2 separate regions of the Mus musculus genome follow, and region 1 is linked to region 2. Evidence: chromatin loops called from intact Hi-C (ENCODE). Cell type or tissue: heart. All regions are shown on one strand. Each heading gives the region's core, and the rest is flanking DNA. Links, peaks and the distances in the headings are about the cores only. Region 1 has its middle 54 kb from the start of Gm29243. Region 2 holds the start of Gm29243 (predicted gene 29243).

Region 1 (15,500 bases), core at 3,579-11,578, 54 kb after region 2:
TTCAGTTTAAAAAAATCTAGGTGGGCCAAGGGGGCTAATCATTGTTAAAAGACAAAAAAACTGGGGTGAGATGGATAACCTTGAATCGGGGAGGGTGGAGGGTGGGATGTGCTCCAGTTGAACCAAGTCTTCACCTTGATGGTTGAGTCAGTGGAAGTAATCTAAGAGATTCTCAGGTGTTTTTTATTTTGCTCACCTTTGTGTCACTGAGACTAGCAGGTTATCAAGCAGAAGGCAGACATTGGGACAGATGTACAGGATGCTATGGCAGGGAGTCATGGTCTTTGACTCAAATAGAACTGTGTTCACATATTGGGTCTCTTGTTCATCACCTGCTTGTCCTTGGGAGAATTGCTAACCTATCTCATCTCAGCAACCTTGCCTCCCGGAAGGATGACACACAGGCTTTCAAGAAGACTGAGTTAGAATCTGTGTGTAAGGAAGATGCTCAATCAATGGTTCTTTATTTGCTGAATGAGTGATGACTAAACACAGATCAATGACTCTTTTTCCTTCTGTTAAATCTATGTATCTATGTATTGTTGTATCTACCTATGTGTCTATCTATGTGTCTATCTAACTATGTATCTATCTATGTATCTATGTATCTCTCTCTCTATGTCTATCTCTGTATCTCTGTATCTCTCTCTCTATGTATCTATGTATCTCTCTCTATGTATCTATGTCTGTCTGTCTATCTATCTATCTATCTATCTATCTATCTATCTATCTATCTATCTACCTATTTATCTTACAATTTTCGCAAGGTGAAGTATGGATATCCACATGGATGCAGAATACCTAGAACAGTTTTGGAAAAGATGATGTGTGTGAGGGGAATCACTGTACTTATTTTAAAATATATGAACTCTCCACAGAGATCAAGGCAGTGCAATACTATAGAGATGGCTCTGCAGATCCATGGAACATCACAGAGAACCCAAGTAGTTCTTAAACAAGTGTTTACATAAGAATTAAAAAAAAAAACCGTGTCGTGCTGATGAGTGAATACAGGATCTTGAAGTCGGGAACAAGTTCTGCACCTCTGAGCTGGTGTCCTAAGCCCCGGTTCAGTTTGAGACAAAGTCTCACTAAGCTTTCCAAGCCATCCTTGAACTCACTTTTTACCTCAAGCAAGTATTGAATTTGTAGTCTTCCTGCCCAAGTCTCCCAAATAAGCAGGATTGATAGTCCCTATGTCCGGCTGAAATTGATCATCTTTGCTATGTTAAGTAGATAGTAGTATTAGTGTCAAAGAGCATCCGGATTATTGTGATTCAGATCTCTAGAACCGTTTCCGCCTAACTTGGCTGAAGTTGATAAAGCAGTCCAATGGAGGAAAGCTAGGTTTTGTGGCAAACTGGAACAGGGGACAATTGAGCATCTATAGGGGGAAGAACGACCTCGAACCAGACCTCTCACCTAAACATTAACTCAAGATGGATCGTGAACCTAAATGTAAAATGAAAAAAATGTAGGAAACTCAGGAAACTAGTGGAATTCTCTGAGACCTATGTGGAGGTGACACCCTCATAAGTCCTGCACTACTGGCATGGAAAGGAATGTTGATAAATCAGACCTCATGAGCCCACAGAATCAACCAAGCAGGGCTTATGGGGACTCACAGAGACGGAAGCGACAACCACAGAGCCCATTTAGGCAGCAGCCCTATGGAGCTGTAAAACATCACACAAACATTTTTTCTGGACAAAGAGTTTGCTACATTGGATTCTCGCCCTGCAAGGAATCTGTAAATAACACTTTGCAAGCGTTCTTTTCTAAAAATTATTTATTTATATGTTGTTAATTTTACATGCATTGGTGTTTTGCTTGCGTGTATGCCTGTGTAAGGGTGTTGGGTCTCCTGGAACTGGAGTTATAGACGGTTGTGAGCAGCCATATGGGTACTGGGACTTGAACCCTGGTCCTCTGGAAGAACAGCCAGTGCTCTTAACTGCCGAGCCATCTCTCCAGCCCTGCAAGCATTCTTTTTCTCAAGAAAGGAGAAACTGTTGGTTGATGAGACTCTGGTGTGGATGAGGTGTGGGGTTAGAATAACCTGAAATTTTCCTTAGCCATTTTATACCGATCATCTGAACACAGGTAGAAAAAAAAATTGCCAATAAAGACAGACATGTCTGCTTTCACATAAAAAAATTATGCAGAATTGATTCTTAGGTGTGAGACTCTGCCCCACCCCTTTCTATCTCAAAATGACAGCAGAATACTATAGGAACAAAAAATTAGATGGCAAATTTCCACATGAAGTTTGGTCTGGATTGAGGTATCTCCGAACGCCATGGTTGACTATTTAAAACATGGTCAGATTGGAAAAACTAGACTCTGTTCTGAGATGACTGATGTAAAAGGTGAGGTTCCCCCTCAAGTACTTTCGGGAATCGTGATTTAGCCAAGAGGTGTTCCTTTCTTGGCAGTGTGCATGTACAGGCATATGTAAGTTTCTTAGAATAGAAAGGTTTGTTCCTGTCCCTATACATGCCTACAGTGTTACGCCACGTGGCAGATTTCCCCGGTGGTTTCTAGGTTGCTAGAAACATGAGATAGTAATTCTTTTGACTAAAGCAATACAAGCACAGACTTCTTATGTTCGGAGACCTCAGAGTACTGAATTGTCACTGTTCTGAGAGGGACACATGGAGGACTGAGGCCTTCTCCCTGTTGGGCACTCAAGGTCTCAAGCCCTTAGAACGAGTCCTTGAGTTTCCTCTGCTAATTAGACTTCTGTCAAGTTAGATTACAAACAATCATGAGCAGATGGAGAAGACTGAACTAAGTCCTGAGAACTCCACGGAGAGGTTGGTGAGCAGTCTGGTAGATTTGAGTTGGGAAGTTTCATGCTACCAGTCCTTACCCAGTGGATGGTCCGCAGGTACGGGAGCCGGGAGACGGCAGGGGACAGGTCAATTTCACGTGTACTGCTTGATTCTGCCGCTTCTCTCTCTCCTTGCAGGTGAGCCTGGGTGCTTCAAGGACCCCTGTGCAGAGCATTCTGCAGAGTTCTCAACAGAACACTGTCGAGTAGGTCTAGCTGACTTTATGTTAGTGCAATATCATGTATAGACATTACTTGGAGTATTTGGTTTTCTAATATCTTCTGGGCTCAGAAAACAAGTATCCAGTTCATCTATTCAACCCATGAAAATAGGTGTCTTTAAGTAAACTACAAAAAAACAACAGAATATACTTGGGAGATAACCTCATGTCTATAGGTTAAAATGATGCCCCAGTCGGTCTCAATAGGTAGAGCTTTGCCATTTTTGCTCTTGGACTTGGGGGGGGAGTTAACTCCTCCCCCTCCCTCTCTCCCTCCCTCTCTCCCTCCCTCCCTTCCTCCCTCCCTCCCTCCCTTCTTCCCTCCCTCCCTCATAGGAAGGCATAGACTTAGAGGACACATCTTTCTGAGTTTTTCTCTCTTTGAGTTTGCTGGGTTTTATCTCTGGATCTGTTTATTTCTTCTGGTCAGCTTCGTTGGACAATGTGTTATTTGTTCAGTAATTAATCTTTACACAACACGGGGAAATGCAGCCCTGTTATGAAGAAACCTGTCTCAGTCAGGGTTCCCATTGCTGTGACAAAACATCATGACCAAAAAGCAAGTTGGAGAGGAGAGGATTTATTCAGCTTCCACTTCCACTTCACTGTTTACCACCAAAGGAAGTCAGAACAAACTCAAGCAGGGCAGGAACCTGGAGACAGGAGCTGATACAGAGGCTCTCCATGGCTTGCTCAGCTTGTTTTCTATAGAACCCAGGACCACCAGTCCCGGGACAGCACTACCCACAATGGGCCATTGATCATTCATTAAGGAAACACCTTACAGCTGGATCTTATGAGCATGTTTTCTCAACTGAGGCTTCTTCCTCTCTGATGATTCTAGCTTGTGTCAAATTGACTTGACACACAAAACCAGCCAGTACAACTGACCCTGTGTCAACTTGGCACACAAACACAACTTTATTAAGCCACAACCCTCCTTTTCTTATTTGTCCCCAAATCTTACATAAAAACAAATAACTTTAAAAGTCCCACAGTTTTTACAAATGCAAACACATTAAAATTTCAGTCCCTTTAAAATAGCCAATCCTCTTAAAATCCAAAGTCTCTCAACTGTGGGCTCCAATAAAATACTTTATTTCAAGAGGAAAAAAAATCAAGGCACAGTCACAATTAAATCAAAGCAAAACCAAATTCCAACCATCCAATGTCTGGGATCCACCCATAGGGACTTTTGGACTCCTCCAAAGGGCTTGGGTCACTTCTCCAGGTCTGCCCTCTATAGCACAAACAGCTTGTCTTCTAGGGTCCATCTGACTTCACTCCACTGCTGCTGCTGTTCTTGGCGGTCATCCCATGGTCCTGGCATCTTTAATATGCTGGGGTCTTCTACTGCAACTGGGCTGCACTTTCACCAATAACCTCTTAATATGCTCTCTTCGAGATGCCATGCCTCAGTTTCTTTGCATAGCCCCTTTAGATCTGGGCCTTCAACTGCCACTGAGGCTGCACCTTTACCAACAGCCTCTCCTTTTATCTCACAGTGCCAAGCTCCAGTTACTCTCCATGACCCATACCTCGTGCCTTCAAAATCAGCACCATCTGGGTGACTCTGACACATTACCAAGTCTGGGTGCTAGCATGAGGTACAACCTTGGCCACTTCTGCAACACAGCTTCTCTGTGCTCTCAGGAAACACATCCCAAAAGATTTCACCTTAGTGATGCTAGTCTCCTCTTAAATACTGCCAAATTTCTTAGCACCAGCTACCCAGCATCAATTGTCCCAGTAAGGCAAAGGCTTCATTTCAATGGTACTTGTCTCTTGTTAGTCCTGGCTGACTCTTCATCTCCACCTAACTAGAATGACAGAATCTCAACTCAAAATAGCAAATAGCCTTGATAGGCTCTTTAAATTTCTTTCTGCAACATCACAAGCCAAGCTTTCATCGTCTACATTGCTCTTGACATTCTCATCTCCCGAGCTCCTAAAGAACAGTCCACTGAGCTCTGAACACACAATGGCTCTTCTAGCCCAAAGTTCCAAAGTCCTTCCACAGTTCTCCCCTAATAAGGTTTGTCACAGCAATACCCCAGTACACTGGTACCAACTTCTGTGTAAGGGTTTCTGTTGCTGTGAAGAGACACCATGACCACAGCAACTCTTATAAGGGAAAACATTCAGTTGGGGCTGGCTTATGGTTTTAGAGTTTTAGCGCATTATTATTAGTGTCATTCACCATGGGCTAAGCATTCAAACACATGAGTCTATGGGGGCCATTCTTACTCAAACCATCATAGAACCTAATTTTTTTTATTGAGTTAATTATTTTTGTTATATATGTTGTATGTATTTTTACGTGTTTGTGCCCAAGTGCTGATGCATGTGAGGATGTGTTGTTGTGATCTAACTCCACAAGAGAACACACACAGATGTGCTTAGAGCCGAATAGAAAGTCTTTACTCTCTCTGTGGTGGCTGCACAGGAATCTTGCTTGTCTCAGTCATGCAGCCAGGAGCCTTTCTGCTCTCGGCCTTACTATTCTTGGATTTTTTTATGCACAGAAATCACATCCAGTTGACAAACCACAGCAAGAACAGCAATAAACAGAGAGCTACAGAAGCCAAAGAAGCAAGGTTAGTACATGTAGGGACTTTCCACATCTGTGGACTGTGATGGGTCAGGCTTTTGTTTGAGTTTTGGCGGGCATTGGAGTCAATGTGTTAGGGTCTTAGTGCTTCTAATAGGGTGCCATCTGTGTTAAGGGTATAGAGGCCAGAGTCCAATGTCTATGTCTTCCTCTATCGTTCTTTGTTTTATGTTAGTTAATTAATTAATTACTTTATTTATTTAGAGAGAGTGTGTGTACACATGCCAGGGCAAGCATGTGGAGCTCAGAGGTCAATTTATTTATGGGAATTGGTTCTTCCCTTCCACTCCATGGAGTCCAGGGGTCCTACTCAGGTCATCCATTGGGCTGGACAGCCTCTCCTCTTCCTTTTTTAGACAAAGTTTCTCACTGAACCACGAGCTCACGGATTCAATAAGACTAGCTTTTCAGAAAACCGTAAGGATCTTCCTGTCTCCACTCTCCCGATTGCTAGGATTACAGTGGGTGCCACCACGCCTTGCTTTTCTGTAGGAACTAGGATCTTGATCTCAGGACCTTCTGCTTACAAAGCGAGCACCCGCCCCCCCCCCGCCCCCCAGCCATCTCCCCAGCTCCCAGAATCCAGCTATTTTAATGGTGCAGAAACCATTTTTAAGACCCGACTTGCCTTCGTTTTAGAGGTTAGAGGGGAAGTGCTATTTTTCTGGGATGCGTTTAGCTTCAGTCCTAACAATGAATTTGACGCTGGCAGAGAGCCCGGCACTGCCGACCTTGCATACTTTCTATCAGTGTTACTCTTAACGTCCCATGTACGTGACAGAAAACGTCACGGTTTGGTTCCTCCCGAAGTTTCAGAGGGATTTCAGTCCACCTTAGCAAGGAAGGCAAGGTTGGGGGAAGGGGGTCCCTCTCTGGTGACAGGATGTGAAGTGGGGAGACTCTTCAAATCATAGCAAGAGAGTAGGGCCGTGTCCTGCTTTCAAAGGTACAGCTTTCAAAAGCTTGCCTCAAGCTACCTGCTTTCATCAGGGTCTAAACATTTGCACAGCCCCCCACAACACTGCCACCTGCTGGAGAAAAGTGCTTACAACAGGAGCCTGGTGGGGACGTTCACGTTCAGACCCTAGCAGTTGCCACCCCCGCATTCTTTTTTGTATCATCCACTGGTTTTCAACTTGTGGGCCGTGACACTTTGACAAACCTCTGTCTTCAAAAGTATTTATATTATGCTTCAAGGCAGTAGCAAAATGACAGTTATGAAGTAGCAACAGAAATAATTGTATGGTCGGGGGTCACTACAACACAAGGACCCGTATTAAAGGGTCACAGGATTAGGAAGGTTGAGAGCCACTCTTGTCTCTGAATCATAGTCTTGGAGACAGAGTCATCACATAACCAGCTCAAGCTACTGATCTTCATTACCGTTGATCTTCCTCAATGAGCACCTTTTTGAGAAGTGAACCTTCTTAAGGTCTATGTTTTAACCTTATGGAGAATTATAGATGAAGTTTTAGGAAGTTTTGCTCAGTTGTTTGGGCGATATCCAAGTGCGAGATGAGAAGAAATATCTGTCAGCCATTCAAAAAATTATTCAGATTTCCCTGTTGTACTCAGAAACCCTGAAAATAGATCAATTTACATATGACATTTATTATGGTTATTTATAGTTTGATTTACAAAATATGCCCAGCGTGCAAACCCGCGGGGTGCAGATGAAGGGAGAATACTCCACAGAGTGTTCAGATGAAGCCCAAACTGCTTGGCCAGGCTTGCTTGACAATGTGCATGCTCTTGAATTGGGTGGATCTGTCAATCAAAGAAGACAAAGGTCATACACAGCTCCACGGCAGGGCCTTCGCTTAGCATGGGTGGGGCCAGGAGTTCAATCTCCAGTGCTTTAAGAATGATGCCTTTATAAAAATAGAATATTATTGTCTGAAAGCTTAAAACAGAGGCTTTTCACCTTTAGTTCTGTTCTGTATAAATTTTAAAGTCTGATTTCGATGAAGTAGTACCAGATAGTGGCAGGAATATAAGATACGACTTCCTCTTTGGGGATGTCTGCTTCAGTTGGAGATCTTTACAAGCAAGTGTGAAGCCTTCATTGCTGCGGGTGAGTTGAGTGTTATCTGGAGGTGCGCAGGTTGGAGCTGGTAAGGAACCCAAGCCTGGAGAGTAGACTGACCCTCGATCAGAGCAGAGGCGTCTGAACGGTAGATGTGCCACCACAAGCCACTTAAAGCTCAAGCTTTCTATATCTGAGTTGCCAAAAGCCCTCAGATTTTCATCCCGGTGGCGGATTTCTTTTAGATGCGTGTCTGTCCTTTTCATTTTATTCTGTGTCATATCTCTGCCTAGTGATCCGTCCCTTCTCTGTCCGCCTCTGTGATTTGCATGGAGAATTCCCTCCTATTTTCCATGTGCAAGTCACTTCTCTTTCCCCACGTTTACTTTGCTGTTTAATGCATTTGCATTATCATGGAGATTTTATAATCTCCATAGCTACATATGCATTTTGCTTGTGGAAGTTTTCAGCGTGTCTTTTTTTTTTTTTCTTTCCTGATCATAGCTTTTGAACAGTTGTACAGGTTCCTTTGCATCCTTAATGGCTTTGGACACAATTATCTTATAGTTCCACATGGATTGTTTAATCACCTGGGTTTACTGAAGATTGGATTCTGAGGCATGTCCTACCATGGTGGATAGATTCCTAGTGTTTTCACAGGGCAGGACATTGTTTATACATTTTGTCATTGAACGTAGAGTTTATCTTCATTGGCAATTTCTCTGTGAGAATCTGTGTGGGCTGCAAGATCATCTTTTTGAGTTGTTTTACATCAAAGGTCTATTAACAGCCTGTGTTGAATTTTTATGTTAAGTTTTGGATAAAATTTATATAGAGGTTTTAGTTAGCATGGCTATTATAAACTAAAAAAAATGTTCTCATGTGGTTTGGACTGGGTGATGTATCTTTTATCTATAGCACACATTTCTCTATCATCTAAATATTAATTTCTATTTATTTTTAGAGGAGAATATATTTTTTTCACTGACAGCTAAGCTTGAGACAATTATAATAAGTAAATTTTTTGATGGTGTACTGTCCTGGCAGGTATTGTTATTATTATTATTTTATTATTATTATTATTATTCTCAAAATAGGATTTCTCTGTGTAGCCTTAGTTGTCCTGGAACTCACTCTGCAAACCAGGCTGGCCTCGAACTCAGAGAGGTGCCTGCCTCTGCCTCTCAAGTGCTAAGGACTAAAGGTGTGTGCCACCGTGCCCGGTCATGGCAGCTACTTTAATTTCCCCACCAACCCACTCTTTTCCAAGGGTGGATTTTAAAGGCTGCTATTTTTTAACAGTGGCTGGACTCCTAATCTCTACAACAGCCATTCTCAACCTTCCTAATGCTGCAACCCTTTAATACAGTTCCTCATGTTGTGGTGAGCCCTAAGCATACAATTATTTTTTTGTAGCTGCTTCATAATTGTTATTTTGCTACTGTTATGAACCATAATGTAAATATCTCTATTTCCTAATGGTCTCAGGTGACCCCTGTGAGAAGGTCATTTGCCCCCACCCCCAAAAGGGTACCCAAAACAATGTCTACCTGTTCTCCCTGCCTTCCGGAGTGGCTTCTGTTTGAAGGCCGCCCCTCCAGGTTTCAGATCCTTGTTTCGGGAACTTGAGAATTTTACTTTTCTGAACACTCACTTATGCTCTCAAAGAGAAGCTATTAAACTTGCTCCAGAATTATAGATAGGAAAGGTTTTCAGGACATGTCCCATCAAGAAGTAGAGTGACTTTTTTTCCTTGCTTCTCTCCACATGGCCATTCCCTCTCGCTCCGTGAGGTGTTGTTGGTCTACAGTCCTCTCTTTTTCCTGGCTTTTCAATGCATCTCTCTTTTGTGAGTATCCTGCATAATTTTATGTCAACTTGACACAAGCTGAAGTTATCTGAGAGTAGTCAGGAGGGCACCTCTATTAAGAAAATCGTTCTATAAGATGGGGCTGTAGGCAAGCCTGTGGGACATTTCCCCCCTCCCTTTCTCTCATTCATTCATTCATTCATTCATTCACTTTACATCCTATTGCAGCCCCTTCCCTCCTCTACTCCCAGTCCCACCTTCACGAAACCCTCCTCCCATTATCCCCTCCCCTTCTCCTCAGAGGAGGGGAAGTCCCCATTTTGGGTACCAACCTGCTGCTCTAGGATATCAAGTCTCAGCAGGACTAAGCACATCCTTTCCCACTGAGGCCCAACCAGGCAGTCCAGGTAGGGGAAGGGGAATCCAATGTCAGGGTCAGAGTCAGAGACAAACCCCGCTCTAGTTGTGAGAGGACTCACATGAAGACCAAGCTGCACATCTGCTACAAATGGGTAGGAGGCCGAGGTACAGACCTACACACTCTTTAGTTGGTGGTTCAGTCTCCGTGAGCCCCATGGGCCCAGGTTAGTTGACTCTGTAGATCTTCTTGTGGTGTCCTTGACCCCTCCTGCTCCCTCAATCCTATCTCCACTCTTCCACAAGACTCCCCAAGCTCCACCTAAGTCTTGACCATGAGTCTCGGCATGTGGTTCTATCGGCTGTTGGATGAGGCCTCTTAGGAGACAGTTATGCTAGGCTCCTGTCTGCAAGCATAGCAGAGTATCATTAATAGTGTCAGGGGTTGGCTCTCTCACATGACATGGGTCTCAAGCTGGGCCATTCATTGGTTGGCCATTCCCTCAATCTCTGCTCCATCATCATCCCTGTGAATCTTGTAGGCAGGACAAACTTTGGGTTGAAAGTCCTGTGGGTAGGTTGGTGTCCCCCCACCCCCACTAGAAGTCCTGTCTGGCTACAAGAGGTGGCCACTTCAGTCTCCATATCCGTAGCTGCTTGAAGTCTCAGCTAGGGTCACCCCCATAGATTTCCTGGAGCCTCCCCATCCCAGGTCTCCTGCTCATCCCAGAGATGCCCCCCCCCAATTTCTGTTCTCTCTCCCACCTCCCTTTTCCCATATCTGATCACTACCCTCATTCTCTCTCCCACCCTGTTGCCTCCCTCCCTCCCTCCCTCCCTCCCTCCCTCCCTCCCTCCCTCCCTCCCTCCCTCCCTCCCTCCCTCCCTCCCTCCACCTCTGATGTTTATTTTATTTCCCCTTCTGAGTGAGATTCAAGCATCCTGGGCTCTATCAGAAAGCAGGGTGAGCAAGCAATGGGGGACAAGCCAGTAAGCAGCATCCTTTTATGGCCTTTGCATCAGCTTCTGACTCCAGGTTCCTGTCCTGCTTGAGTTCCTGCCCTCACTGCATTTGATGATGGACTGTTCTGTGGAACTGTGAGTGAAATAAATCCTTTTCTCCCCAGCTTTCTTTTGGTCATGATGTTTTATCACAGACTAGTAAACCCTAATTAAGATAGTGGGCATCATATAATTTGTATGGTATAGTCCCAGCACTCGGGAGGTAGAGGCAAGAGGGTCAGAATTTGTAGATCTCCACTGTCTAAGACCACATGGTATCTTCTAAATTACCACAGATAGTCTAGACTGTTGGTAATCCTTGGTTATGCAGGAAGTTTGAAGCCTAGGGTTCATGAGTCTCTGTCTCAAAACAGAACAGAACAGCCCTTTGGGGTCTTGTGACATATATACAAGGATGAACAATGGCCCTGTGGATGACATCTTTGTGAAGTTTACATGTGATAATTTGGGGCATGCAATACATGCCTGTAAAATGGGATTACAAATTTTTAGCAGAACTGGCTACATAATTTGTGGAGTTTAGTGCAAAATAAAGATGTAGGACCACTGATCAAAAAAGATTAAGAATGTCAAGACTATAGATGCTCTATAGAGCATCAAGCTGGCAGCCAAACGGTTCATGGGTCTCAGATGCCTGGATTCCAACCCAAGGAGGCCTGCTCTGACTGTTGTGGTAAAGAAGGAAGAGAGCAGTCACATCCTAAGAGTCAGCCATGTGCACAGGGCTAAAAAGAACAAAGCACACTATGTGGAGAAGCAATAATGCAGAGAGATGGGGAGGGAGGCGCCTCTCAGAGTCCTGTCCAGACCTTAGGAGATTATGTCCTATGCTTAGGTCCACTAGAGATCACTACAGCCTTGACTTTTATAGAGTGTTCTCCTTATCAGGGCTTGAGTAGGTGACAGGGCCTTATGCCCTCATCCTCAGCACAACAGTTGGTGTGCGCATATCTGGAACCAACGTCAACCATGGCGTTTCTTGGCCTGGAGCTCTGCCTGGCCTCTCAGAGCCATCCTGTACCTGAGGGCAAGCCAGAATTGCTAGGAAGTGATGAGGCACCTGAGCTTCGAGCATACCCCCCGGGCTGTGCCTGACACCGTGTGTGACAGTTCTCTAATTCCACAGAGTGGCTTCTTTTACTTTTTTTTTCTCCTATCCTGCCTCTTTGACCTACCATGGGCATTTCTTGAGATCAGCTTCTAAATAAACCATAATATTCAAACAGTGAGCTAAGGATCTCTGTCTAAGTCTACCTCAGACCCCAGGACAGTGTTTAAAGCAGCAGGATGGCCCTCAACGTTCCCATCTTGTGTCCACAACTTCCCTGCCCCATTTAGGGGCTCAGCCCCCATGACATCAGTGCCAACAGCAGTGCCTACCTCCAGAGTACATGTCAAAGCTGTCCTTTTTCATCACAAGGCCAGTAGATCCTAGTGAAAAGAGACTCACTCCCATAATGTGAGTCACCCTGCTTGTCATTTTGCTGAGTTTGGCTCATGTGTAGTGTAAAGCCTCAAACCAGATTGAGATCTGAGTGAAACTAGGTCCTGTGAGCATCACACAGGGCCACAATAGGGGCCTAAGGATTCCTAGGCCGAGGCTTATTTGAGAGGCAGAACACCCTGGCTGAACATCCAGAACAACAGAATCTAACCACTCAAGATCTGCGATCTGTCATGACAGCTGCTCACACAGAACTCAGCATTTCATCCTCAATCTTTGCACAAATTCAATGGGCTATTGCTTCGAAATGGAACATATCTGAAACAGTAAGTGTAGTGGATAGGTTTTCTGCAAAAACTATTATAAGGGCGTGGTTATCACTATTCCCACATAAGTGGGAAATCTGCAAGCCAAATCTAACTTTTGGAAGCTATGGAATTTTCAGTGATTATGGTCCTTGGATTTTCAGGGTCTGAAATAAGAAGAGCTCTCCACCATGGAAATGGTTTCATTCAACTCTATTTTCAATTACTCCTGACCCAATTCTCCTGCTTTTCACAATGGAAGACATTGCTAAATGTTCTATTAATATGCTGCTCTAGACCCATTGCTCTAGACCCTGCTGTTCTAGACCCTGCTGCTCTAGATCCACTGCTCTAGACCCATTGCTTTAGGCCTGCTGCTCTACACCCTGCTGTTCTAGACCCCACTGCCGTAGATGCTATAGAACCCACTGCTCTAGACCCGATACTCTAGACCCACTGCCGTAGACACACTGCTCTGATTTTTGTCCTTGAGTTACTGGAACAGGCAGACTCCCCCTTCCTATTTCTCTGACCTTTCTCTAACTTATCTTCACTTCTAGATCTCTTTTCAACTGATTCACCCAACTCTATCTTTAGCCTTATATTTCTTGAACCAAAATTCCCATTTTTCAGGATGAGGTATTTTTTTTTCTCTTGGATATAGCTGACATGTCAAAAATCATTGGGTTTTACACAAAGTATATACTTTTCAAAAACTGCCTTGTCTTCTGGCCCACTGTGTCCATCTGTCATCAGAAAGGAAAAAAAAAAAAACCCTTTCTTTTTCTGCTTTTGGTCTTAAAAAAAGAATCGAAGGATTAGTTCTTGTAAATTTCCCTTTCCAGCTTGCACTGGTTTGTCTTTGTTTTCCGGTTTTGTTGCTTCTCTTCCTGTCCCACTTATCTCTAACTATTTTTACCTACGCACAGTTTCACTTTCTATCATCTATCCCACACACAATTTTTAGGTCAGTCCCTGTAATTCATAAATGGCCATGCCATTATTTAGCTCACCCACTACCACCACCTTTTGACATTGTAGCATGATGCAGTTATTTATAAAGTTCATGCTGGGGAACTATGCAATGAGTTACAAAAGAAAACACACACACACACACACACACACACACACACACACACACACACACACACACACGAGTCCCGTCATGGTTTAAGGACATTTAAGATTTAAGATTTATTCATTGGCTTTTCTTGGCCACAATTACCAACTACAACTGACCCTGAACTCCCTATTCTGGTGGCAGCAAAAGCCTAGAGGCTTCGGGCTGTTGTTCTAAGTCTCACTTTAGCTCCGTGACTCATTTGGTTTGTGAGCATGATAACTTCATTAGTCATCAGGGAAAAGGTCTGTTTGCTCCAAAACAAAGTATGAGAGAAATGACCAAGATACACTTCTAAAAGCAGACAGCCAAGGCTTAATAACAAAATAAATAAATGCTTTATTGTGGTGAAAGATTACCATGTATTACTAAAACAGGTTAAGCAGAAAAGGCAATATTGTGATATTGACAAGTATGTGCAGCAAGAAGGATTTTTATATGTACGTTTCTTACTCTGGGTTACCATTGCTGTGATGAAATACCATGACCAACAGCAAGCTAGGGGGGAAAAAGTTTATTTGGCTTCTGCTTTTGCATCCATCACGAAGGAAGTCAGGCCAGGGGCTCAATCAATGCAGGAACCTGGTTATAGGAGCAGAAGCAGAGGCCATGGAGGGGGGCTGCTTACTGGCTTGCTCCCCGTGGCTTGCTCAGCCTGCTTTCTTATATATCGAACCCCAGAACCTCCAGCCCAGGAGTGGCACCACCCACAATGCTCTGATCTCTTCCCTATTAACCACTAATTAAGAAAATACCTTACAGCTGGATCTCATGGAGGCATTTTCTCAATTAAGTTTGCTTTCTTTCAGATAACTCTAACTTATGTCAAGTTGATATAAAACTGGCCAGCACAATCCTTGTCTGTGAACAAGCAATTTTAGCCCCAGGCATATGATATTCAGACAGCTACCAAGATGCACACAAGAAGGCTCACATCAACACTGTTCACATTGGCCCCAAAGGTGAAGTGATTTCAAGGGCATCAGTTGTGGCATATCCACGCAGAGTAGAATTCAGCAGGAGAGAGAACATACTGTGTTCTGTGGATGAGTCACGTGATAAGATAGAACCGAGCTAGACACAGGGATCTACACTGTATGATTTCATCCTGGTCATATAAGAATATGGCCCAAGTGAATCATTGCTATGGTTACCCTCAGGGGCATGGCTGCTTGTCGTCTTCTAAGGAAGAGTGTAAGAGGTCTGTGGCCAGAGCCACGGTGACGGCTCCACCAGCATGGCTGCTCTGTTGGTGGGAAACCCGATTTTAAAGGGCGATCTTCCAAGGAAGGAAGCTTGGGTGAGAAAGGGCAAAATGGGAGAGGGAATTACATTATAGACAGTGGGTGAAAAGGGAAACTATGAACGAGATAAAATAACAAAAAGTAAGGCACGGCCAAAACAAAACAAACAGGAACCCTGTTAGTCTCACATTTTTACCATCTGTCAAGCAACTGAAATTAACCAGTCATCAAAATACTGCACCATTACACCAATGAACAAAAGGAACTTTTTACAGTTCTCAAAACCAGGACATGAGTTTATGCGCAAATCAACTGAAGAAAAACTCCATTCTTGAAGAACAACCATGAAGCAGAATAAAATTTTAGGTTTAATTGTCCACCCCACTGAGGCAAGATGGCAAGATAGCCCACTTAGGGCCCAAGATGGTCTGCAGTATATACCTAAGGCCCACAACTATCTGTAGCTTTCACTTAAGGTCCAAGGCGATCTACATTATCCATCCAAG
Region 2 (15,500 bases), core at 4,693-12,692:
ATGTGTATGGGTGGAACACAGTTGCTTGCCATTGAATAGTCCTTTCAGCACAAACACTCAAGCGAACCAAGCCAACAAATCCATACAACAAACATGCAGACTTGTGTGTGTGGAGAACTATGTGAAGAGATGCTACACTGGGACAAGCCACGGCTTGCGCCAGAGACTGGCTTCTCAGAGGAACCCACTGTCCAGCCAGGATGCCTTCCTTGGCAAGCTTTTCCTGCCTGGGCCTCTGTCTTCACTTTGTGGGCTTTGAGATCTTGCAGGGTATGGTGATTTGCATAAGAGTGGCCCCCACACACTATAGATTTGAATGCTTGGTCACCAGGGAGTAGCACTATTTGCAAGTATTGGGAGGTGTGGCCTTGTTGGAGGTGCCAAGAAACCTACAAGGAGAGCTTGTCTCCTCTGCTCTGAGTGTGGGGCACCTGCCACCTGTTTCCTGAGGGCTCTGTCACTGGGCTGGAGCTGGGGCTTGATGAAACCAGTGCAAACTCAGGCTTAGTAGGTGACGGTATTGCCAGAAGCCCGCTCGCGGCAGCGCCTCATTTCTGCTTTTGCAGACATCCTGGCTTCAGCAAAAGGCGGTGCAGAGAATGCTGCACGGATGTTGTCCTTTGGGTGCAGGTTTGCTGAGTGGGCAGGTGGTGCTAGTATCTACTGGAGCAAGTTGCTAAGGTTGGAACCCAAACCAGAAAAATGGTAGGTGTGCCGTGGGGTAGAGACAAGAACAGCTGCAGTATTCAGGGGAGTGAGTCAGCGGAAAGAGCCTCCTTCCTCCTCTGGCACTGAGCTCGTGAGGCCAGCCCACCTTCCTGACTGCCCAGATCCATCTAAGCATCACCGGGGCTGCTGTTTCTGTATGTCAGGGCAAATTCTGCCTTGCTCGCACTTTAGCCGCGTCGGTAGTTTTGTCTTGGGTGGTGTGGTGGTATGTGGGGGCTCCTCAGTGCCTGTGGTTTTGAGTCTCTCCCTCTCTCCTTGTAAAATGAAGAAGTTGGTAAAATGTCTGACCCTGCTCTTTCCTACCAAGAAGGACTGGCAAGAGGGTGTAGGTTGGTGTCTGTGGTCGAAGAGTAATCACTGAGTTTCACTGGTGGTTCTTCCAAAGCCAGGGCTGTAGGTTGGACTTGGGAATTCCGTTTCTGGAACAAGCCCTGGAGGCTAATGAAGGGGGTGGTGCTTATGCTAAAGTTCTGTTCTCCAATTGGTTCTTGATTTGTCAATAAAGGAGGCCAGGACCAATTGCTGGGTAGAAGGTACAGGCAGAACTTCTGGGTTCCAGGAGGAAAAGGCAGGGACACAGAGAGGGGCTTTTCTACCATGCTTTGGAGGACGAAGAACACAAGAACCATGTAAGGTCTCAGGGAGGGGGCAGCTAGGGCCTGCAGCCTCTGCTATAAGCGGGTGGACAAGGATGTTTGGCAGGGGCTAGATGGGACTAGCCACTAAGTTTAGGGCAGGTGGAAAGATGGAGATAATAAATTGCTAAGGGCATGCTTTTCTAGGTGAGAGATATCTGAGCCCAGCAATTGTGTCAAGAAGACAAACTGTGGAGGAATAAACTGTGTGTGTCTTTTATCCACAGATTGAAGGGTCTTGGGTGGGAGCTGGTAGTGTGGTCACCTCCCTGAGCAAAGGCCAGTAAACAAAAGGGAAACAGGGAGGGGCTTTGCTGACCCTGGCAAAGGTGGTAAACAGGCTAACCCAGACTTATAAAGAGGACAAGAAATTAGATGCCTTCCGGTGATCTCTTGTGTCAATCAAAACCTTCCCTGTGTGCCCCTGAAACTGCTTGTTGTTCTTCCAAGTTTAGTTGCTTTTCAGTCATGGACAAATCAACGTGGGGGTATTTAGGTCTTGTGCACGCAGGACTTGACCAGCAAGAAGACGCTGCAACAGGATCCTTCTGCACACGTTTATTGGGAGAGCTTGATTGCAGAGGCGAAGAAACCCTGAGCCCAGAACTGGTGCTGCTTTTATAGGCCTAGGAGAGGCGTGTCTCACACCTGGATTGGTTATGCACTACGCCTCATTTGCATGTTCCTCATCTGATTGGCTACTCTCTCTCAGTACCTCACAGAGCCTCATTATCATACCTCATTTGCATGTCTCACATCTGATTGGTTACTCTCTCTCAGTACCTTACAGAACCTCATTATCATACCTCATTTGCATGTCTCACATCTGATTGGTTATACTCTCAGTACCTTACAGAACCTCATTATCATACCTCATTTGCATGTCTCACATCTGATTGGTTATACTCTCAGTACCTTACAGAACCTCATTATCATGTCCGGGCCAGGCAGTGTCTTTGCAAAAAACTTTACTGCATATGTACACATTGGTTGTTTGTCCAAACTTATGTGTGGTGGCCAGCAGTAGTCAGTGCCACTCAGCAACGGCACATGTGGCTTCCCACATTTAGGGTACTGGCTCGCACTGTTCCAATAGCCTCTGTTTTAGTGATGGAGTCTGTTGGTGTGAAGAACAGTCTCCTATACTTTCGGTTGTAGTTTGTTGCAATGAAATCTTTAAACAACCCAAAAAAACCTGTCGTGCTGTTTTGTTGCACCGCTTGGCCTCTGTGGTGGTTCTGAAGTGCACAGGCAGCTTCCTTCTGCACTTTCTTGCAGAAGTTTCCCTTCTCCCAACCCAGGCTCCCTCCCACAGCAAGTGCATTGGGATGTGAAGACAGCTTGCCTCTGAGCTTTCCCCCAGAAGTTCTGCTTTCCCCAACCCCTGCTCCCCGCCTCCCCCTGCAAATGCAGGGCTTCCTCCCCCTCCCTGGCCACTCAGAGAGAACTCAAGGAGCCCTGGGTACCAGCTTGAGTGTGATGGATGACAGCCCCCCTTGCCCTTGTGACGTTGAGGCTAGCTCTCTCCCTGATAATCAGGCTGGGCACTTCTCAGGTGCAGTTGGTGCCTGTCCTTGGAAAACAGAGATTAGGGTCCCATGTTTAAATCATTGAAGGGAGGTGATCAGGGGTCACAGACAGTTATGGCTGGCCATAAAACTAGTTCCTGATAGCCCCATAAAGATAATCCTTAGGTCAGAAGCATCCCCCTCGCAGACACGCAACCCTGCTCTACCAAATGGTATCATGTCTGAATTATGACTCACCTCCCCTGCCTCCCCCATCACCCTAAGCTTTCAAAGAGTCTCTAACTATGCTGCATATAAGTGCCAAGCCTTCCAAGCTCAGGGTCCCACTCCTGCCCTGTGCTGTGGGAAGCTTTGCCAGTCGAGTCTGACTCTTATGCATCAGACCCTATAGTTCTTGAGCTCTCCTGGGTTTCCTGCAGAGTCGGGGCATAACAGTTTGAATAAAATGGCCCCCATAGGCCCATAGGGAGTGGCACTGTTAGAAGGTGTGACCTTGTTGGAGGAGGTGTGTTGCTAGGGAGTGGGCTTTGAGGTCTCAAATGCTCAAGCCAGATCTAGAGTGACATTCACTTCCTGCTGCCTGCTGATCCTGATGTAGAAATCTCAGCTCCATCTCCAGCATCATATCTGCCTGGAAGCTGTTATGTCCTCTGCCATGAAGATAACAGACTAACCTCAGAAACTGTAAGCCAGCCCTGATTATGTTTTCCTTTATAAGAGTTGTTGTGGTCATGGTGTCTCTTCACAGGGATAGAAACCCTGACTAAGACTGCCTCCTATTATCAATACCACCTAGGAATTTTCATGAAAAGATCAAAGCCTAGTCCACACCTAGTAATAAAACTACTTGGGAACGAGGCTAAGGGATCTGTGTTGTTAATGTTCTTTGGGGGCTTTGCTAAAGAACTCTGACTTGCAGCCTGTATTATTAGATTTCTCCCCATTACAGATCACTCTGCTCTCCTTCCTGGTCCATGTGCCACCTTTTTGCCTCTGTAATTTGATTGTAAGTTTCTGGAAGGTAACATACAACATATGACATTTATGTGATATTTAGTGTGTATTCATGTCACCCACCTCTGAGGTTTAAATAGCAAGTTATTGGTGAGGTGACATACACCTATAATCCTAGCACTCTGCTGCTGAGGTAGAAGGATCAGGAATTCAGAGGCAGCTTAGGACTACACTACACAGCAAGACCTTATCTAAAAAAACAACAAAACCAAAAAAAAAAAAAAACTTAGAATAAAAAACCCAAGCCAAATTCTTGCATTGGCAAGTCCAAGGTTTGACATAACTCTGGAGATTTGGGGATAGCTGGGTGACTGCTGGTCCTGGGAAAACATGGTAAGGGGAGGAGAGGCCAGGCTGGATTATTCTAGATGCATTTATAACATCCTTTTGTTTCCAGGAAGCATCAGGTATTCAGGACTCTTTTCCCTAGAAGTGTTTACCAGAGGAGTTTTGGGACCAGTCAAAAGGTCTATAAGGACCATCGTAGTCTAGAAGTAGTATGGGGGAGGGTGGACCGAGGGCCGTGGATGCAGGTCACTGGAGTCCCTAACATGGTAACAAGTGTGACTTGTCTTGTCTCTCACATTTAGGACTATTTGGTTAAGTGGTTGCCCAGAGACCCAACCAAACCCAAAGGAGAGGAAGACAGGAAAATGAGGAGGCCTCTGACAACCCCCAGGCCATGGGGAAATTAAAAGGGCTGCTAAATGCTCTGGCTCTCGCTGATAGAATATGAAATTGCAGGATGATGTCTCCTCTGATTACGATGCAGAGAATTCTAGAAGTTACATTTAGCTGGATGACTTGTGCAGGTAATGACAGGAGGTGAGGGGCAACAGGGGTGGCAGGGATGGAGGAAGCAGTAGTAGAGAGCGACAAAACAGGAACTGGTGTCTCCAAAGAACCCGACAGTGCAAGATGAGAGCTGGCTCGGGGGCAGAGGCAAGAGGGGTTTCCAGGATTGTGGGTGCAGACCCAGTGAGGAAAAACCCATATGGGACATTTCAGGACATGTGATTTGGCTGCAGCTTCAGTCTATATGTTGCAGAAAGCTGACCTTGTTAGGACAGAAAAACCAGAATCCTTTTAGCCAGAGCAATCAAGTCTCCATTTCTTATGAGCTGTGTTCAGCTGTAAAGGGTATTATAGGACAACTTAGATCAGGGTCTTATTGTTCCTTTGGGGAAGACCTCAGGTGTGGCGCCAGAGTTATCTGAAGGACAACCTACATTGTAACCAGAGCATATGAACAGCTCCTGAAGCTCAACAAAACGGTTTCATGATGTTTGGTGAAGGTTCACGGAGAGGCAAGGTACATGTCTTAGTTAGGGTTTACTGCCGTGAACAGACACCATGACCAAGGCAACTCTCATAAGGACAACATTTAATTGGGGCTGGTTCACGGGGTCAGAGGTTCAGTCCAGTATCAAGGTGGGAACATGGCAGCATCTAGGCAGGTATGGTGCAGAAGGAGCTTAGAGGTCTACATCTTCATCTGAAGGTTGTTAGGAGAATACTGACTTCTAGACAGCTAGGATGAGGGTCTTAAAGCCCATACCCACAGTGACACACCTTCTCCAAGGCCACACCGCCAAATAGTGCCACTCCCTGGGCCAAGGATATTCAAACCACTACGGTATGGGAGCCTTCCATAAATTTCTCTAAATCTTGCTCATCTAAATCTTGAGGCTTCCAGTTCCTCACTGTCATCTGTTGCACCCATCCCATTGCTCTGAGAGATGGCCAGAGGCAGGAATATTACTCCTATCTAGGAAGATCTAGGTTAAAGAAGCCAGAACATTTCAAGGGTATGTAACAGTGGTAGAAACAGAAAGAGGCCTGTGTGTGACTCGTAAGTTGCTTAAGCTTATGGGGAAACTCACTCAGTTTCTGCCAAGGAAGCCTTTGTATGTCATTGGAAGGAGGTGGTGGGAGCTATGTAAGATGGAGCCTGGTAGGAAGACATTTGCTTCTTCTTTCTGTCTTTATGTGCTTCCTAGACATCACAATGCTATACTTTTCTGCTGTGATGCTTTGCCTTAAGCTTCTCCTTGAGTTGTTCCAGGTCAGAACAATGGGAGAGCAAGTAACATTTATTTGCCTCCATTCCCTCCTGGGGTCATCTCCATCTTCTGGGACTCAACTCCTCAGGTCCAAATTTCTTCCTCCTGCCTTGTTCCACCTTACAAGTTGAATCTTCATTCCTTAGCTAGTGGTACTATTTTGAAAGACTGTAGAACTGGTAGGAGGTGAGGGTGTAGCTGATAGAACAAGCTCACGAAGGGGCTCTTGCCGATATGAACTGTACTGCTCCGTGATACGTTCTACGTCATGATGGCTTGAGCCCTCTGAAGCTGTGAGCCAAGATAGATCCTTCCTTCTGTAAGTGTCTCAGTCAGATATTGGCAGAGCAATGCAAGAGTGATCTGCCCATTAGCAAGCTGCTCTGTAGACAGCCACTTTGTTCTGGCTACTCTGCCTCTGCTTGTGAGAACACTTCTGGGAAACTGGATAAGTTGCTGAGACTGGAAGAGCATCCCCTGGTCATGAATACAAAGAATAAACAAAGCAGAGGCCTATGAAATTCCATCTCTCTGAAATCACACACACACACACACACACACACACACACACACACACACACAGAGTGTGCATATATGTATTCTGTATATATGCCAGTGGTGTGTGTGTAGGTCAAAGGACAACTTGTGGGAATTGGATTTTCCTTCTACCATGAGGCTCAAACTCAGGCCTCCAGGCTTGACTGCAAGAGCTTTTATGCACCAAGCCGTCTCACAGGCCCAATTCCAGCTTTCTTACCCCCAAGGTCCATTACCATAGAAAGTTCTGAAGTCCAGGAAGTTTACAAAAACCAAGAACAAACCATAAGCTTCAACAATATGGAACATATTAAATTGATTTTTGAACTTTTTGGTTAAGAGGATGCGCACACAGTTCTGGTGGTGGCTATTAGCTTTGTCCTCTGATTTATTCACAACTTTTTACTCATCTGATGCTCCTATGATTCATCTACCATTCATATAATCCATGGTGCTTCTGAAAATTTTCCTGTTATTGTACACTTACTGTGCTTTATTCTTAACTAATAGCATCCTTGGCATTGGAAATACAAGCTTTGAAATGATCATATGGAACTCCACTTGGCATCTCAGAGCCACTTAGTTACTTAGCTTGGCTTTGGAAGGGCCTTACAGACAGGAAAGCTTTGTTCCAGCTTAGATATGTATTAACAAGCAATTTGAGACAAAACAGAGCAGCTACAAAAACATAGATAACAAAAAAGACGTACCCCCAAACCCTAATCAAGCCCCCACTGGAACGCAGCTGTCATTACAACATCTTCCAAACTAGTTGGGTTTTGCACGTGTCCACACAGTAGACTCTGTACTGTCAGACTTGAAAGCTACTTCTTGATATTTAAATATATGATTATGTTACTTTTCAGTTACAATGATGCCAGCAGAGTACAAAGCCTCCCCGCCTCCCCTGCCCACACCTCTGCCAGTGGGGTCTCACCTATACACCAGGCTGGCCTTGAACTCTTCAACTTCCAACCACAGCCTCGATGTTTTCTACAACTTCAGTGCCATCGAAACTAGTTTAATGATGTAAGATGTAGTTCTATTCCATGGCTAAACCCAGATACTAACTGCTGTTGGGGAGTGTATAAGTGACTGAATCTTCCTTTAAAAAACCATATTCATTCCAGAGCTCCCGACCCCCGACTTCCCTGCCAAGACAGGCTTTCTTTATGTAGCCTCAGTTGTCCTGGAACTTGCTCTGTAGATCAGGCTGGCCTCGAACTGCCTCTGCCTCCCGAGTGCTGCGATTAAAAGCATGCACTATACTTTCTAGCCCCGGTACTTTCAAAGGGACTTGTGAAGCTTAGGTCAATGAAGCAAAAACTGCAGCTGCTCCGGAGAGGCAACCTTCGGTATAATCACATAGATCCTCCCATTATTTTTATTGGGCTTGTGGGCTGTAGCCAGAGTTCAGGCTTCAACTGAACACTAGAGGGTACTCCTGGCTGCAGAATAGTTTTGCCCTTTCTTTTCTTTTTTCTTTTTTTCTCCCCCTTTTTCCCTAGCATTGTCTCAGGGAAACTGAAGGCCGCACCAGTACGTGTGGCTTAATGAAAGTCGCTTTCCTGAGTCCCTGGCAGGATGCTCCCGGAGGCTCTGAAATGCAAAGAGATGCTGATGGATACCCAGCTGGAGAGAGACTCCTGCCTTTCCCTTTGCTTCTGGGAATGCACTACACTGCTCCGGTGTTTTCAAGAACGTACATAGCAAAGGTGCATCCATTGGAGGATATGCTGAAATAAAAACAAACGAAACCCCAGGCAGCCCTCCGAGCAGAATCTGGGCGGTACACCCTCTAGGGTTGCTCAGCTCCAGCCCTTGATATTTGGTGATCTTTGCATCAGTTTGGATTGTAATGGGGGCTAGCTCCTGAGGGAACCAATTGAAGCTTGGCATGGCAAGCAGGAATAAACACAGAGGCTCTCCCTGGGGTAGGGATGGAAAGAGAAAGAGCCGGAAACTTCCCGGGTGCCCCTGGAGCCAGGACTGACCATCCTACAGGAAGCAAGGAAGCCACGTGGCTCTTTTCAAAAAAAAAAAAAAAAAAAAAACCACAACCCGATTAGAGCAATGTTTGTCCTCAATCTAGGTAGCCTGCTTCTCAGAGGAGCTCAGAAGTCGTGATCTCATTAGCCCTGAAGGCAGCTCTGTGAAGAGAGCTCTCTTGGTGACACCTTGTTTCCTGACAGGAAACCAAATCCCCCAAAAGCGAAGGCGGGGAGGCAGAGCCACGCGTGGTCTTATGTAACAAGCTGACTGTGTGGCGTCCTTACCAGGCTGTCTGTGGCTTCAGAGAGGCTCTGAGCGCCACATGCTTTAACCCCTATGGCCTCCAAAGTCTAAAACCTTTTTTCAATGCTGTCTGCCAATTTCTCTGGGTTCTATTCTCAAACACAACAAGGGCAGCTCCTTTATAAAAATCTCACCGAAGCTGGTATATCACCCTTTCCTCGACAAGCCACGGTCTGAAGTAAACTTCCTGCCTGCGTCTTTCAACAGCAGGAAATAGGGTTCTTTTTAACAGAAAAAGATTTCAAAGAATGCTAGAAATCTAGCAGTTGATGTGAACTTTGGTTTGGGCAAAAATAGGACGATTACACTGAAAAACTTTACAAGCAAAAGTTATTAGAGACCATTAGACGTAAACTTGCAACTATCCAAAGCAAGTATTTCTAATATATGCACAGAGAAATGTCTAGATGTTTGGTAATCTTAATGAAACTGACACCCATAGACTCATAGGGAGGGGCACTATGAGGAGGCGTGGCCTTGTCGGAAGAGGCGTGGCCTTGTCGGAGGAAGTGTGTCACAAGGAGTGGACTTGAGGTTTCAGAGGCTAAAGCCCAGTGTTGTGCTCTCTTCCTGCTGCCTGAGGATCTGGATGAGAACTCTCAGCCACCTCTCCAGCACCGTGCCTGCCTGCTTGCCACCATGCTTCTCACCATGATGACAATGGACTAAAACTCTGAACTGTAAGCCAGTCGCCAATGAAATGTTTTCCCTTGTAAGAGTTGCCATGGTCATGGTGTCTCTATGTAGCAACAGAAATCCTTAATAACTTAAGCAGTAACCTTAGGAAGTTCATGGTGTTTGTCTGGAGGATAGAGGAAATCCATTTTTATTTTCCTCTCCATCTTTCTTTAACATTTTCTTTTTACAATAAGTGAAATAGGAGTTTTGATAACAGAGAAAAAGAGCTTTATTAATTTCTTACCTTTCCTGTGTCCTTACATTGGCCAGCTCCTTAGCAAGTCCATGTCATCTTCTGCCTCCACATCTTTACCAATATGTGAGTCATTCTGAGTCATGAGTGATCAACTGCTGCTATGTTTTAGTGCCCCTGCCCCCAAAGTGTAGGTATCAGAGGAGATCTTGAATAAGTAAAGCCCAGAGTGAAGGTTTATTTTGACATGGGCACGGCTTGTTAGGGACTCCAAGCCCAATTGGCCTGTGGGGAATTGGTAAAGCTGATGGCCCAGACTCAGGAGGAACCGCAAAGCTCTCCTTGAGAGTCCGAGTATGAGTGTGCAGAGACTAGCAATGGTGGCTTCCTGCTCCTGCATATTTATCGCTTGTTATTGCTGCCTACAGAGATCTACTGCTGGGTCCGGCTAACCCCTCCTCCTGGTGCATATAATAAACATGAGGTTCTGGGTAGGAGCAGTTAGAAAACCTAACCTGGTCTCAGCTTCAGTATATGTGTGTGCACGCCTGTGTGTGTGTTTGTGTGCACACGCGCATGCGTGAGTCCATCCGTCTGTCTGTCTGTCTTTCCTCCATTCCCTCTGCCTCTAGCCATGGTCCCAGGACCCAAGCTGCATGGGTCATACACGGCATCAGCCCTCTCTGCCTTCCTCATTATTCCCGATACATTTCCAGGCAGGTGTTCATCAGGACCTCAGTTTTATCCCACGATGTCCAAAATGGAACAAATATTCTTTATGTACCTGTCTTGTTTCCATGTTCCCCCCGCCCCCTATACAAATATCTTTCTCATTTTAAAAACTTATAATAATGATATTACCTAGGGGCATCGGCTGCTTCTGCATCATGGTGAGCAGAAAACTCGACAGAAGCAACGTAAGGGAGGGAGGGTGATGGTTTCTGAGGGTTTCAGCCTATCATGTCGGAGAAGACTTGGTGGAGCCATGCCAGTAGGTGTGCTCATTGGCATGGTGGATCAGGAAGCAGGGAATTCAACAGGAACTAGGGGCCAGATGTCACCGTCAAAGGCCTTGCATTGATGACTTACTTCTTCCAGGAAGGCCCCACAGTTCCTTCTTCAGTGTAAGGCTCTCAACTGAGCTCTCTGGCTTTCCACAGTCTCATAAAGTAGCACACACTTAAAGCCCAAGACTCTGAGGCACATTTCAGAGGCAGGCTGTACCCCTTGCTTCCAGGCTTGGGCTTGGAATAGAAAGTCCAGTCAGACATCTCTTTCTTTCTGGCTTTGCTCCCCATCCACTTCATTGTTGAGTCGTCTGAACTTGAGCTTAGTTACTTCACTTTCGTCTACCCTTCCCTCCCTTTCCCCCACACCACTCTTGGAGGTTGGAAGTTTCCTGTCTGATGTGTGGGTGATGCCAACGGCATCAGAACAGCTTTGATGCCCTCTGATCCTCCCCCCATCCCATATATACAGTCAATAGCCTAGAGGACCACAGCCAGTTCTGAGTAGGTTTCTACTCTGAGTTGGCTTCTACTTTGGGCTCCTGGTGATCTACATGAAGTGGAAACTTAAGGGTTCTTTGGAAAGTCAGTTGTGTTGGAAGGTGTTTTCCTGAAGTGGACACTGGAGTGAAAGGCTGAGGCAGACTGGAGAAGGAACATTGAGCTGAAGCAGACACAGGAGAGAGGATGTTCTACTAAAGCAGGCACATGAAAGGACATTCAATGAAAGATTCTTTGCTAATGACACCCATGTATTGGTCTGCCTTACACTGCGTAGTTGAGCTGCATTTGTCGGGACACTATAGAGAGAAACACACCAATAAACTTCAGGTGGTGTGCTGTGGCTTCTTGCCGCTTCTGTAGACTTGGGCTGATTGGCACGGTGATGTCAGCTGAGACAGCCACATGTGCTTGCTGAGGCAAGACCATGGAGGACAGGTGATGTTTGGAAGGTATAAATAGAATGCAAGCTTGGCTCGCTTATCGTTTGCGAGTGGATTTAGCTGCTCCTGCTAACCTATGAACTGAACTGCCGATTTCCAGACAACACAGATGGGAGTTGCTCCAAAGAACCTTTCTAAACAGGTCCACTCCCCCCACACCATATCCAATCTTTCTTGCTACCTGTGGTGAGTGGTGGGCTAAAAAGTGTTTAATAAAACTAAAAATCGGTCTTGAAAAAAATTAAAGTTACATCTACCAAAACCAATCCAGGTGTTCTTAGGCTTGGGTAGGTTTAATGATCCCTTCTAATTTTGTTTCCCATCATCCTCCAATATTAATCTAGGCCCAGGCTGTCTAGGCAGGGTGTATCTGCAGCTATGCCTTAGTGCTTACTAGTATCATCTAGGGAATTAAGCTCCTGAAGGGACCAGGCTGGACATGTTGAATTCCTTCTATCATCATTTACACGTCCACTGTGTTTTGAGCAAACTCTAGCTTGTTCATGACCCTGTAAACATTTGACACTCAGGATGAACGTCAGCATTTTGAGCTCAGCAGGCTTTTTGTCTGGGAAGGGCATTGGAAATGAGCAGTTGATGCTGGATACAGAGGGAGCTGCTTCCCTTTGGGATGGAAGAGGTTCTCCCACTAGGGAGGGTCAAGAGAAGAAGGATCTATGTGATAGATGGAAGTGACTTAGGCAGGGGAATGGGGTTTCCAAGAGGAAATTTCTATAAAGACAAGCAAGGGTGAGCCCAAATGGCCCCCTAGCTTCAGGCCTAGAAGTGTAAAGGGGAAATAACAGTGGTTCAGGAAGCCAATCTGATCTGGTCAGGCTGGCGTGGGCAGAGATGGTGATTCTGGTTGTGTGAGTATGAGTTTCAAGAGGGCTAACATTTGACAGCATAGGCAGGCAGATTTGCTATGCTCTACCCTATGCAAAGGTGGGCATTTTATTTTATTTACTCTGTGTGTGTGTGTGTGTGTGTGTGTGTGTTTGTGTGTGCATGGTGAGGTTGTGAATGGTATATGTGCATGTGTGTGTGGTATATGTGCATGTGTGTGTGGTGTATTTGTGTATGGTATATGTACACATGTGTGTGTATGGTACATTTGTGCATCTGTGTGTGTATGGTGTATGAGTATGAGTATGTGTGTGTATAGTGTATTTGTGTATGGTGTATATACCTGTGTATGCTATGGTGTGTGTATGGTATATGTGTATGTATGTATATGGTGTATTTGTGTGTGGTGTATGTGTGTGTATGGTATATTTGTATATGGCATATGTATATATGTGTATATGATATATTTCTGTATGGTATATGTGCATGTGTGTGCATGGTGTATTTGTGTATGGTATATGTACATGGGTGTATATGGTGTATTTGTGTATGGTATATGTGCACATGTGTGTGTGTATGGTATATGTGCATGTGTGTATGGTGTATTTGTGTATGGTGTATGTGCATGTGTGTGTGTCTCTGTGTGTGTATGTGTACTGAAGCAGAGGCCAGAAGAGGTTGTTGGGTATCCTGTCCCATCACTCTCCACTTCATTCCTTTGAGACAGAGCATTTCAGCGGACCCAGAGATAGTTTGGTAGGCGGATCTTCCTGTCTCCATGCACACAGTGCTGGTGTTATAGGTATACATACAGCCGCCACCCCTGGCTTTTTGTATGTCCTCATGCTCATGAATCATGTGCTCTTACACTGAGCCATCTCTGTCGTGCCACCAGATGTAATTTCCTATTTCATCTCATAAGCTAACAGCACCATAAAGATAGAAGACTAGCTACAGGGGATTCTCCGTACAATTCATACTAAAGCCATTGCCTGGAGAGTCTGGCATCTTGGACTGAAGGTAAGTTTCTGCTCTGTTGTCAACCTTCCTGAAGGTTCTAGGGAGAGGAATTTGAGGAAGAGGAAGCTCATGAAGCGGGATACCGCTTACACAGAATGACTTTCTCGAAAGACCATGAGCTCTGTTGAGTGTAGAGATATGCCTAACTTTTAACCCATAAAACCCAGTTTTTGAGTCTTAATGGGCACAACCATGAATGATTGCATGAGTATCTAGTTTGTTCAACAAACATTACAATGCATGGTAACCTTTATTTTAGAATCTATGTTCTATTAGTATAGTCTGCCACCACACTGGGTGTTTGCAGGTGTCATGTTACATGGTGTCAGTTGACAATCTGGTTCTACTGAGTCAGAACTTCAGGGCAGAGGAGGTTCCATGGTATTCCTAAGCACCTGGATGGTTTCCATCAGAGCCATTGCTGGACCTTGTTTCCTTCCTGGCTGACTCTAGTTACAGCCCTTGGATTCCAAGTTTCCTCTTATCATTTCTGGCTCATTGGTGTAGCTTGTCAGCATCTTTTTGATCACTCTCTGTCATTCATTATACTAGCTATTTGCTCTCAGTTTTTTTTTCTTTTTTTTGTATTGCGTGTGCTAATTAGATAAGCACACCTTCTCTTGGGAAAACATGGGGGACATCAAAGGGTTAGGATCGAAATGGATTCATCAATTAACACCATGAAATGGAGTCAGCTAGAAAACCATTTAAAGAAGTTGTTATTCCCCCACAAATGTAGTTTACAGAGAAACACCACCAGGACACAGCTAGGAGATTTAATTGGTACTTCCATCTCTGCCAATTAGTATTTCTGTGACCTTGGGTGAGACATGTAGTCTTTCTGGATTCCACTCTGTGGCGATTGGGATGGCTCATGCCTTGGGCTGACCCTTGTGGTTCCCTTGGTGGATCTACCCCAGTCAGATCCCTTCTTCCATAATTTCCCCGTGCTCAAGCCATCATGCACAGATCACCTGCTCCTTTCGATCAACCCCGGGCAAGGTAGAAGAAATTTCAAGAGTACTTTTCTGATAGAAACTATAGGGACATATCTGCCCCAAGGAAATAGAAAGGATACTGTCCATTCAACAAGACTCTGTTGAGTTTCTGTTACACGGCAATCACTGTGCTGGATTGTGGAGGTTGAGTAGTGAAAGAGAGCACCTACTCAGATGGGCTCGTGATCTACAATTGATGGGATGAGGGACGGGGGAAGGCAGCTGAGGAATATACAGCCAGATACACTGCTGGTGAAAATGTTTGGGAGTAAGTAGGGGATTGGACTGCGATTAGGTGACTATTTTAGGTAGGACATTAAATTAGAGTCTTTTTAAGAAGCTGACACAAACAGAGTTCTGAGCAGCAGAGGAAGCTAAGGGAGATGAGCTATGGCAGATGCTTTGGATGGGGAGAACTCTCTGCGGTCTGGGAACAGCAGAGGCACTGCAGTGCCAGGGAAATGTTAGTGGTTCTCCCTCTCCCCAAACAGACAGGAGCTGATCTGCTGAAACTCACAGCAGGGTCTTTATTCTATTCAAGCTAGCTCGGGTTCCTCCAACACACCCGCTGTCACACAGGACGGTTTTGGTAGTGGTAGAGCCCCAAATATCTATCGGGGCAAGGCTTTATAGTATGCAGCAAGCAGGGGTACGTGTACAGGCATCTAATTGAAGAGCTACCATGGCCTTTAACATAATTGGCTGGTGCTGGAAGTCATATAATAAACTTAGTTTCTGCTCTCCTCTGCATTGGTGGTCATTAGGCAGGGGGTGGGCTTGTAACCTGGGGAGGCAGGTTGCTGGGGAAATAACCTGGAGATGCTGGTATTGTTGAGGGTGTAACCTGGAGATACTGGTCTTGTTAGGAATTAATCTAGAGACTGGAGCTAGGCTCTGGTTTTGTTGGGGGTGAGGGCAACTTGGAAACTAATGTTAGGTACCAGCCTGTTAGTTTACCTGAGTTCAAACTTGGGTTAGGTTCTCTAAAATGGAGTCAGAACTCAAAAGATTT

What was found. Hi-C counts contacts between places; a loop is a spot of excess contacts. Peaks named below come from ENCODE experiments on the same cell type or tissue, not always from the same donor. Only the 100,000 strongest peaks of a DNase experiment are listed, where the experiment ranks them.
Region 1: a loop joins it to region 2, with 4 times the contacts of the local background. A loop is called at or near these places in 3 of 42 quality-filtered maps.

What each region holds. Positions count from the first base shown.
Region 1 is chr8:34,262,599-34,278,098 of GRCm38, forward strand. No RefSeq gene overlaps it. Among named protein-coding and RNA genes, the nearest start is that of Gm29243, 54 kb to the left of the region's middle. In heart, for the core only: a CTCF peak has its summit at 6,706 (motif pointing left); no DNase peak of the experiment used is centred there.
Region 2 is chr8:34,207,475-34,222,974 of GRCm38, forward strand. It overlaps Gm29243 (predicted gene 29243), which reads left to right and starts at 9,356. Exons shown (of 4, transcript NR_166073.1): 1 at 9,356-9,482; 2 at 13,393-13,490. In heart, for the core only: a CTCF peak has its summit at 7,931 (motif pointing right); DNase peaks (open chromatin) are centred at 8,407, 8,717 and 9,307; H3K4me3 peaks cover 1,186 bases; H3K27ac peaks cover 1,364 bases.